2 separate regions of the Homo sapiens genome follow, and region 1 is linked to region 2. Evidence: read pairs that join two places in POLR2A ChIA-PET (ENCODE). Cell type or tissue: HepG2. All regions are shown on one strand.

What was found. ChIA-PET counts read pairs that join two places held together with the same protein. Peaks named below come from ENCODE experiments on the same cell type or tissue, not always from the same donor. Only the 100,000 strongest peaks of a DNase experiment are listed, where the experiment ranks them.
Region 1: POLR2A ChIA-PET joins it to region 2 with 6 read pairs; 1 of 35 experiments calls an interaction of 5 or more read pairs at or near these places.

What each region holds. Positions count from the first base shown.
Region 1 is chr2:151,848,276-151,852,275 of GRCh38, reverse strand. All of the region lies in intron 12 of CACNB4 (calcium voltage-gated channel auxiliary subunit beta 4), which reads left to right. Among named protein-coding and RNA genes, the nearest start is that of ARL5A, 22 kb to the right of the region's middle. In HepG2, no CTCF peak of the experiment used is centred here; DNase peaks (open chromatin) are centred at 315 and 2,455.
Region 2 is chr2:151,993,957-151,997,956 of GRCh38, reverse strand. The region is part of intron 2 of CACNB4 (calcium voltage-gated channel auxiliary subunit beta 4); the gene reads left to right. Among named protein-coding and RNA genes, the nearest start is that of CACNB4, 100 kb to the left of the region's middle. In HepG2, no CTCF peak of the experiment used is centred here; a DNase peak (open chromatin) is centred at 1,996; H3K4me3 peaks cover 959 bases.

The DNA of each region.
Region 1 (4,000 bases), 150 kb after region 2:
ACAGTGTGCTAGATGCTTTACATAGATTATCTCTAATCTTCACAGTTACCTGGTGAGATAGGCCATATTATCTCCATTTTATAGTTTAGGCAACTGAAAACAGAGACATTAAACGATTTCCCTAAGGTGACATAGCAAATTAGGATTCAATCTATTCTAGATCTATCTGGCTCCAAAGACAATTTCCTACCCCCTAACCCATCCACCCATACACACATGTACCTGGTTACCTACCCTGAAGATAATTTGATAGCTTGGAGCATGGCGTGCTCTGTTAAGTTTCACTTCACGCTGCCTGTTAGTGAAGCCCAATTACACAGTGGAATGTATGATTAAGGCACTGAACAGACAGAGGAATGTATTGCCCAGCCCTGACCTTCTAATGTTTCACAGTTGAAGGAAGATAATCTTTGTTGTCTAGCTATCAAAAGCCGGGAACTATGTTATTATTTCCAATTTTTGGAACAATCTTATAAGGATAGTTATATCAGTTTGGTCTTCTGGGAAGCAGACACCTAAATGGAATTACAAATGCAAGAGATTTATTGGAGAAATTTTATCTTTATGAAAATAAGTTTATTAACATTTATTCTAATAATTACTAGAGAAAATTCTTGTGTCCTATTAAATTTGAGGGATTTTAGCTGCTGAGAGGGTTGATCATTGAGTAGTTGTACATATAATATGGTTTGTTACATCTGAAATAGCTGGAATCAAGAAAAGATATTTGCATCTGTAAAAGCAACTAATATACTGAGCTACCTTAGGACTTGTACCCAGGTCAGAGATTTCAAACAGCTCCATGACTGGAAAGACAGCCTTGCCTTACCATTATCTCAGTAGGATAAACACTTTATCTTTTTATATAATTGGTAAGATAACCTGGAATTTTAAACAGGCAGTCTGGATGGATAAGGTTACCTTGTACTTAGCATTTTCTAAACACTGTTTACTTTATTAAACATGTTCAATTGATACTGCACAGATGTAGTAATGCTGAGGAGGAATAGTATCCTCTATTTTGGCATGTGTGAAGAAATCTTTGGATTATAAAAACCAGTAGTAACCTTAAAATGTGTCTGCATTTGCCCCTGCTTTACTTCAAGACCATAATTATAATTGTCATCCAAAGATTGGTGATCACTGTGTCATTTTAATTCCTTTAGGAGAATTTGCGACTTACTTAATTGGCCACCATATCTCCAGTATGAAAAGTCAGCAAATTACATTGGCAGAGTATCACATTGCTAAGAAATGAAAGGCAACAGTTTTTGGAAAGGGAAGCCTATAGGAGCTCTGAAAAAAGTTAACGCTGTAGCCAGAATTAATCCTAGATCCAGGGACTGTTGAAGCAAAAGGGGACCTTAAAGAGCACCCAATATAGTATTTCCTAGACTATATTATTTATAATATGGGTCCTATGTGATATCAGTAAGTGTTATGGGAAAATAATCCTGATACCAAAAATGTTTGAGAAAACACTTAGGTGAACAAAGGTAGTCTGGTTTCTTTACTACAGAACCCTGAATATGCCAATGTGTATTTTATATCTCCAATAGGACAAATAGTGTGCACAGCTTCCCCTAAAATTGTGACTGCAGATCTGCTTTTCCATTGAGCATCCTATGGGTCCAGTGGAACATGTCTAGGGAAAGACTTAGTCCAATCTCCTCATTTTACAAATGATGGAACTGAGACCAAGAGAACTGGCTTTTCAAAGGTTGTATGCCTGGGCCAAAGTCAGCTTAAGATCTCTTTCTCCTAGTCTAGCAAGACTAGATGATGAATGGCAACAGGTCAGTTATATATTCTCCTGGAAAGAAAAGTATGGGTTTTGGCCAGGTGCAGTAGCTCATGCCTGTAATCCTAGCACTTTGGGAGGCCAAGGCGGGTGGATCATGAGGTCAGGAGTTTGAGACCAGCCTGACCAACATGGTGAATCCCCGTCTCTACTAAAAATACAAAAATTAGCCAGGTGTGGTGGTGCGCACCTGTAATCCCAGCTACTCAGGAGGTTGAGGCAGAATTGCTTGAACCTGGGAGGTGGAGGTTGCAGTGAGCTGAGACCATGCCACTGCACTCCAGCCTGGGTGACAGAGCAAGACTCTGTCTCAAAAAAAAAAAAAAAAAAAAAGAAAGAAAGAAAGAAAGAAAAGAAAAAGAAAAGATAAGTATGTATTTCATGGGTAAGGATTTTTCTAGGAGAGAGATCGGTGAACTTTTTAAGTAAAGGGCCAGATAGTAATATCTTAGGCTTTGTGGGCTATATAGACTCCTTTGCAAAACTACTCATCTCTGCTCTCGAGCAGGAAAGCAAACATAGACAGTGTGTAAACAAATGGGTGTAGCTGTGTTCCAATCAAACTTCGTAGAGGCATGAGACAGGCCTGATTTAGCTGGCAAACTGAACTTGCCCCCTTGTTCTGGGACCAAGCTATGGTTATCTATTACTCTGCAATAAAATAATCCCCAAAACTCAGTCACTTCAAACAATGGCCACTTGTAGTATTCAGCTGGCGGCTGACCTGGTACCTTAGCAGAAATGGCTGAAGGCTGGGCTCAGCCAGCTCTTTTTGAATACAGGCTCTTACGTGGCAGCTCCCAGGCTCCATGAGCAAAGATTCCAATCTTTTACAGCCTGGGCATAGATACCAGACCACATCATTTCCACAGCATTCTGTTTATCAAAATACTCACAAAGAGCTGGGTGCATGGTGAGTGCCTGTAGTCCCAGCTACTCAGGAGGTTGAAACAGGAAGGTGGCTTGAGCCTAGGAGTTCAAGGCTGCACTGAGCTGTGATTGTGCCACTGCCCTTTAACCTGGGAGACATACTGAGACCTTGTCTCTAAAAGGAAATTTTTAAAAATTAGCTGGGCATAGTCCTAGCTCCTTGGTAGGCTGAGGTGAGAGAATTGCTTGAACCCAGGAGTTTGGAGCTGCAGTGAGCCAGGATTATGCCACTGCACTCTACCCGACAGAGTGAGACATTGTCTCTTAAAAGAAAAAAAAATCACAGAGGCTGCCTAAATTCAAGGAGAGGGGATATAACTCTTCATCTCCATGAGGGAATGTCAAGGAATTTGTGACCATTTAAAATCTGTCATAGACAGTAAGATGAGTGGGGAAAATGGGCTACTGGATAGTTCTACTTTGGAAGAGGAAGGACTTTCCTCTCGTTGCCCATTCGGAATTCACAGAAGAAAAGATGGGATGCAGACAAAAGGGGACCTAGGGGAACAGGACCTGCAAACCCATCTCATTTTTTTTTTAATATGACCAGCCTGATTTTGTATTGCCATTATACATCTATACACTACATTTTTTTATTTCTTTTTGCTTCTACCAAGTATTGATATTCTTTTTCTCTTCAGATAAGTTGAAAATAGTATGTTTTTTAAGAAGGCCAAGTGTAAACTTCCCCAGTACTATGGTAATAAGAAGAAAAGCTGAGAGACAGACAATTGAACATATAAATGAAATGTAATCCTTTAATCCTACTTAGTTACAATCTGGCTTGTGTTACCCAAAGCTGACCCTGTGGCTGTTTGAGCTGTGTAATGTTTTTTTGTGTGTAAAATGACATTGATCACTCCTTCTGGGAGAGGGGAACTCATCTCCTCAGTAGAGTCTTGCAAACCTCTAATGTTACAGTAACCATGGTCACTCTGTTCTGTCGCCCTTTATTTTCCACTGCTGAATGGACTCAGATTTATCCTATGAAACACAAGAATTCTGGAGCGAATGATAGTGCCCAGTTATCCTTGATCATATTGCTCTCACAGTAGTAATTTTCCACTGCCCTCTTCCAGTCATTTTATTTGAATTATTTAGAATCGTGTGGATTTACCTGTCTATTTGAAGTGCTCTCCTCATTGGTGCATTCATTATTCACAGCCCCTGGATGTCCACAGTTTAATTCCTAACATTGCTTTTGAAAAGGGGGGTAATCAATTTCAGATGTTTGCTTCATGAAATAAGACCACATGGGATCCAATTTCT
Region 2 (4,000 bases):
AGTAATGAGGCTGAAAAACATTGAGAAATATTCTGAAATGATGGCTCCCACGAAAGTGAAAAAGATAGTATCATGTATTAAAAAGGGATTAATTTAGGAATTTGACTGTGGTTGGGTTTAGGACATACTTGTTTCCTGAGGTTGCTGCAACAAAGTACTACAAAGCCGGTGGTGTAAAATAGCACACATTTATTTTCTCACAGTTGTAGGGGTCAGAAGTTGGAAATCAAGGTGTCAGCAGGGTTGCCTTCCTTGGAAGGCTCTGGGGGAGAATTTCGTTCCTTGACCTTCCAGCGTCTGGTGGCCGTTAGCATTCCGTGACTTCTTGGCTCATGGTTACATCACTCCAATCTCAGCATTCATCTTCATGTCACCTTGTCCTCTGTGTCTTCTCCCCTTTGTCCCCTTCGTCTCTTTTTTTTTGAGACAGAGTCTCACTCTGTCTCCCAGGCTGGAGTGCAGTGGCGCGATCTCAGCTCACTGCAAGCTCTGCCTCCTGGGTTCACGCCATTCTCCTGCCTCAGCCTCCTGAGCAGCTGGGACTAGAGGCGCCCGCCACCACGCCTGCCTAATTTTTTGTATTTTTAGTAGAGACGGGGTTTCACCGTGTTGGCCAGGATGGTCTCGATCTCCTGACCTCGTGATCCGCCTGCCTCAGCCTCCCAAAGTGCTGGGATTACAGGCGTGAGCCACTGCGCCTGGCCCCCTTTGTCTCTTATAAGGACACTTGCCATTGGATTTAGGACCCATTCAAGTAATCCAGGATGATCTCATTGCAACATCCTTAACTTAAATTTGCAAAGACCCTTTTTCCAAATGAGGTCACATTTAGAGGTTCCAGGGATTTGAATGCAGATGTATCTTTTGGTGTGGGGTCATCACTCAGCTCACTACAGGGTGTATTTATTTACTTAACATTTTCATAGTGAAATGAAAAAACCCCTTGGCCCTTATACCCTGTGATGTATATTTATACAACCATTGGAACACCTCATCCCTAGGGACTAGGTTTGTGTTATTTTTTTTCTTAAACACCAACAGGTAACAGCTGCCAGTTTGAAAGCAGGAGCTTCTCTTGAGCCTTTCCTGTGTCTGTCTGTGATGACATTTCTGTGACTCCATCTCTGCCTCCTTTTCTTTAGTTTCCTGGGCAAGACACTAGGATTTTAGAAACTGGTATTCAAAAGGGAGGAAATCAAGTGACAGAAAATAAGAAAAATATTCTGAGGTTTCTGCCTTCTTTAATCATGGAAAGGAATGGCAGGTTTACTCAGCCCAGATTGGAAAGAAAGGTAAAAACCTTGGGACAGGAGGGGATATTGGGCTATTTATTTTTGAGTCACTCACATTCTTCAGTTTGAAAATGGAAAAAACTGAAAGCCAGAAGGATTATGTAAGGTCACTTGGCAAGTTGTGGGCTGACATAGCATTAAGACTAAGAGCTTCTGAGTTCTCTATTCTTTTTTTTTTTTTTTTTTAAGAGACAGGGTCTTGCTCTGTTGCCCAGGCTGGAGTGCAGCAGCGTGATCACAGCTCACTGCAGCCCCGATGAGTTCTCTGTTCTGAGCTTCTGAATCACAGTGACTCTTGAGGGGGTCTCACTCTATTAATCTTTGGTTGTCTAAGCAGTATATGAGGGTCTTGACACTCACAGCCAAATGAGCACACAGGAGAGGTTAAGCCTTGACTTTGCTGTGTTTGATCTTCATTCAATAAATGAGTAAAAGAAATGAATGCTGTGGTTGTATTCAACTTGTTTCCAAGCTAGCCAGTAGTGAGAAGCCTGTAAGCAAATGGATTTTTAAAATTTCATACTAGTATCTATTACGGGCAATACCGTTCTTGAATCCAAGTGAATTGTCTGAAGGATTACCATGTCTGGTGCTGGTGTTTGTAGACTTATATAGGAAAAATAACAACAAACAGAAGCCAGCCTTTCTTCTTCATAAGGACTTGCTCCGACCATTCATCTAAAAGTAGATTTTCTCTTTGCAGACTTTGAACTGCTTTGAACTTGTTTGCAAGGTCAGCCCTCCACTAGTTCAGGAGAATGAAAGCTATTTGGAGAGCTGGAGTAAATATTGAAGTAAACCAGCCCAAAGAGCAGTTTGCCTTGTCTCAGGAGAAGTTGATAGCTTTACCAGGTACTGGTAGGTAGTTTCCCAACATAGGGCCCAACTGCCAGGCAATGTTGGTAGGCTCTGCAGACTTCTAAATGACAGACTTTATTTTATTTTATTTTATTTTTGAGACGGAGTCTCGCTTTGTCACCCAGGCTGGGGTGCAGTGGCGTGATCTTGGCTCACTGCAAGCTCCACCTTCTGGGTTCACGCCACTCTCCTGCCTCAGCCTCCCGAGTAGCTGGGACTACAGGTGCCCGCCACCATGCCAGGCTAATTGTTTTTGCATTTTTAGTAGAGACGGGGTTTCACTGTGTTAGCCAGGATGGTACAGACTTTAATAAAGCATGTCTGTTAAGTGATATTATGCTTTGAATCATTTTGTGTATGAACTTACTTCCTTATTTTTTTGGCTAATGCCTATTAAATCTAATGTATTCTGCTTCTTTTTGTGCTAAGCACATGACTGAAAGGCTGTGAGCCATAAATCTTACACTCAAAAAATTCACATGATGTTTTCTCATTTTACCTTGTAATGACTTTGGCCTTGTGGTTTATTGTTATGGCCTGGGAGTGTTTTTGAGGTACATTTTTATTTTTGTCATATAAAGTACCCAAAACACTCCTGGTGTGTGTCTAAGGGATAGCCTTGGGCGGGGGGAGGGGGCAGTTACTTTGGCATTTATGCTTGCAACCTTTTTGGCACTTATATTTGCCAACTGAGTAGGCCAGTAATAATTTGGAATATGTCTTGTTGAGCATATACTTCTGAGAGATGTAAAAACCAAAGTTTCTGCAAATTTATTTAATTCCTTGTTTGATCAGCATCAAACTGGACCTCAAGTTTAAATTTAATTTCTATTTTCACTTGGGAACAAAAATTATTGCAAGAATTGACAAGGCAGCTAGATATGGTGGCTCACACTTGTGATCTCAGTACTTTGGGAGGCTGAGGCAGAAGGATCACTTGAGGCCAGGAGTTCAAGACCAGCATGGGCAAGACTCTGTCTCTAAAGAAAAAAAGAAAGAAAGAAAAGAAAAATGCATTTGCAAGGCTAATAGAAATCAGGAGGCTAAAAGGAAAACCTGGCCTAAATGATGTATCTCCTAGATGTAGGTGGGGCAGGCAGTCATATTTGCTTAAGGAGCCTATGAGGCAGCCTGTAGAAAAGGGACAGGCGCCTCTAATCCCAGCTCCTTGGGAAGCTGAGGCACGAGAATTGCTTGAACCCAGGAGGTGGAGGTTGCAGTGAGCCAAGATTGTACCACTGCACTCCAGCCTGGGCGACAGAGTGAGACTGTGCCTCAAAAAAAAAAGGGGGGACCCTTTTGGCTGGGAATGGTGGCTCACGCCTGTAATCTCAGCACTTTGGGAGGCCAAGGTGGGCAGATCACTTGAGGCCAGGAGTTTGAGACCAGCCCGGCAACATGCTGAAACCCCGTCTCTACTAAAAATACAAAATGAGCTGGGTGTGGTGGCACACGCCTTTAATCCCAGCTACTTGGGAGGCTGAGGCAGAAGAATCGCTTTGTAAAGCATGATCATGCCACTGCACTCCAGCCTGGGCGACAGAGTGAGACAGTGTCTGAAAAAAAAAGAAAAGGGACCCTTTTTTTCTGGATTCCAGACAGGAAAATTTAATCCTCGGTGGTGTTTTTTTTTAAGAAACAGAGTCTTTCTCTCTTACTTAGGCTGGAGTGTAGTGATTCCAGCATAGCTCACTGCAGCCTCAAACTCCTGGGCTAAAGCAATTCTCCTACCTCAGCCTCCCAAGTAGCTGAGACTACAGGCACACACCACCATACTCAGCTAATTTTTAAATTTTTTGTAGAGATAGGGTCTTGCCATGTTATCCAGGCTGGTCTCAAACTCCTGGGCT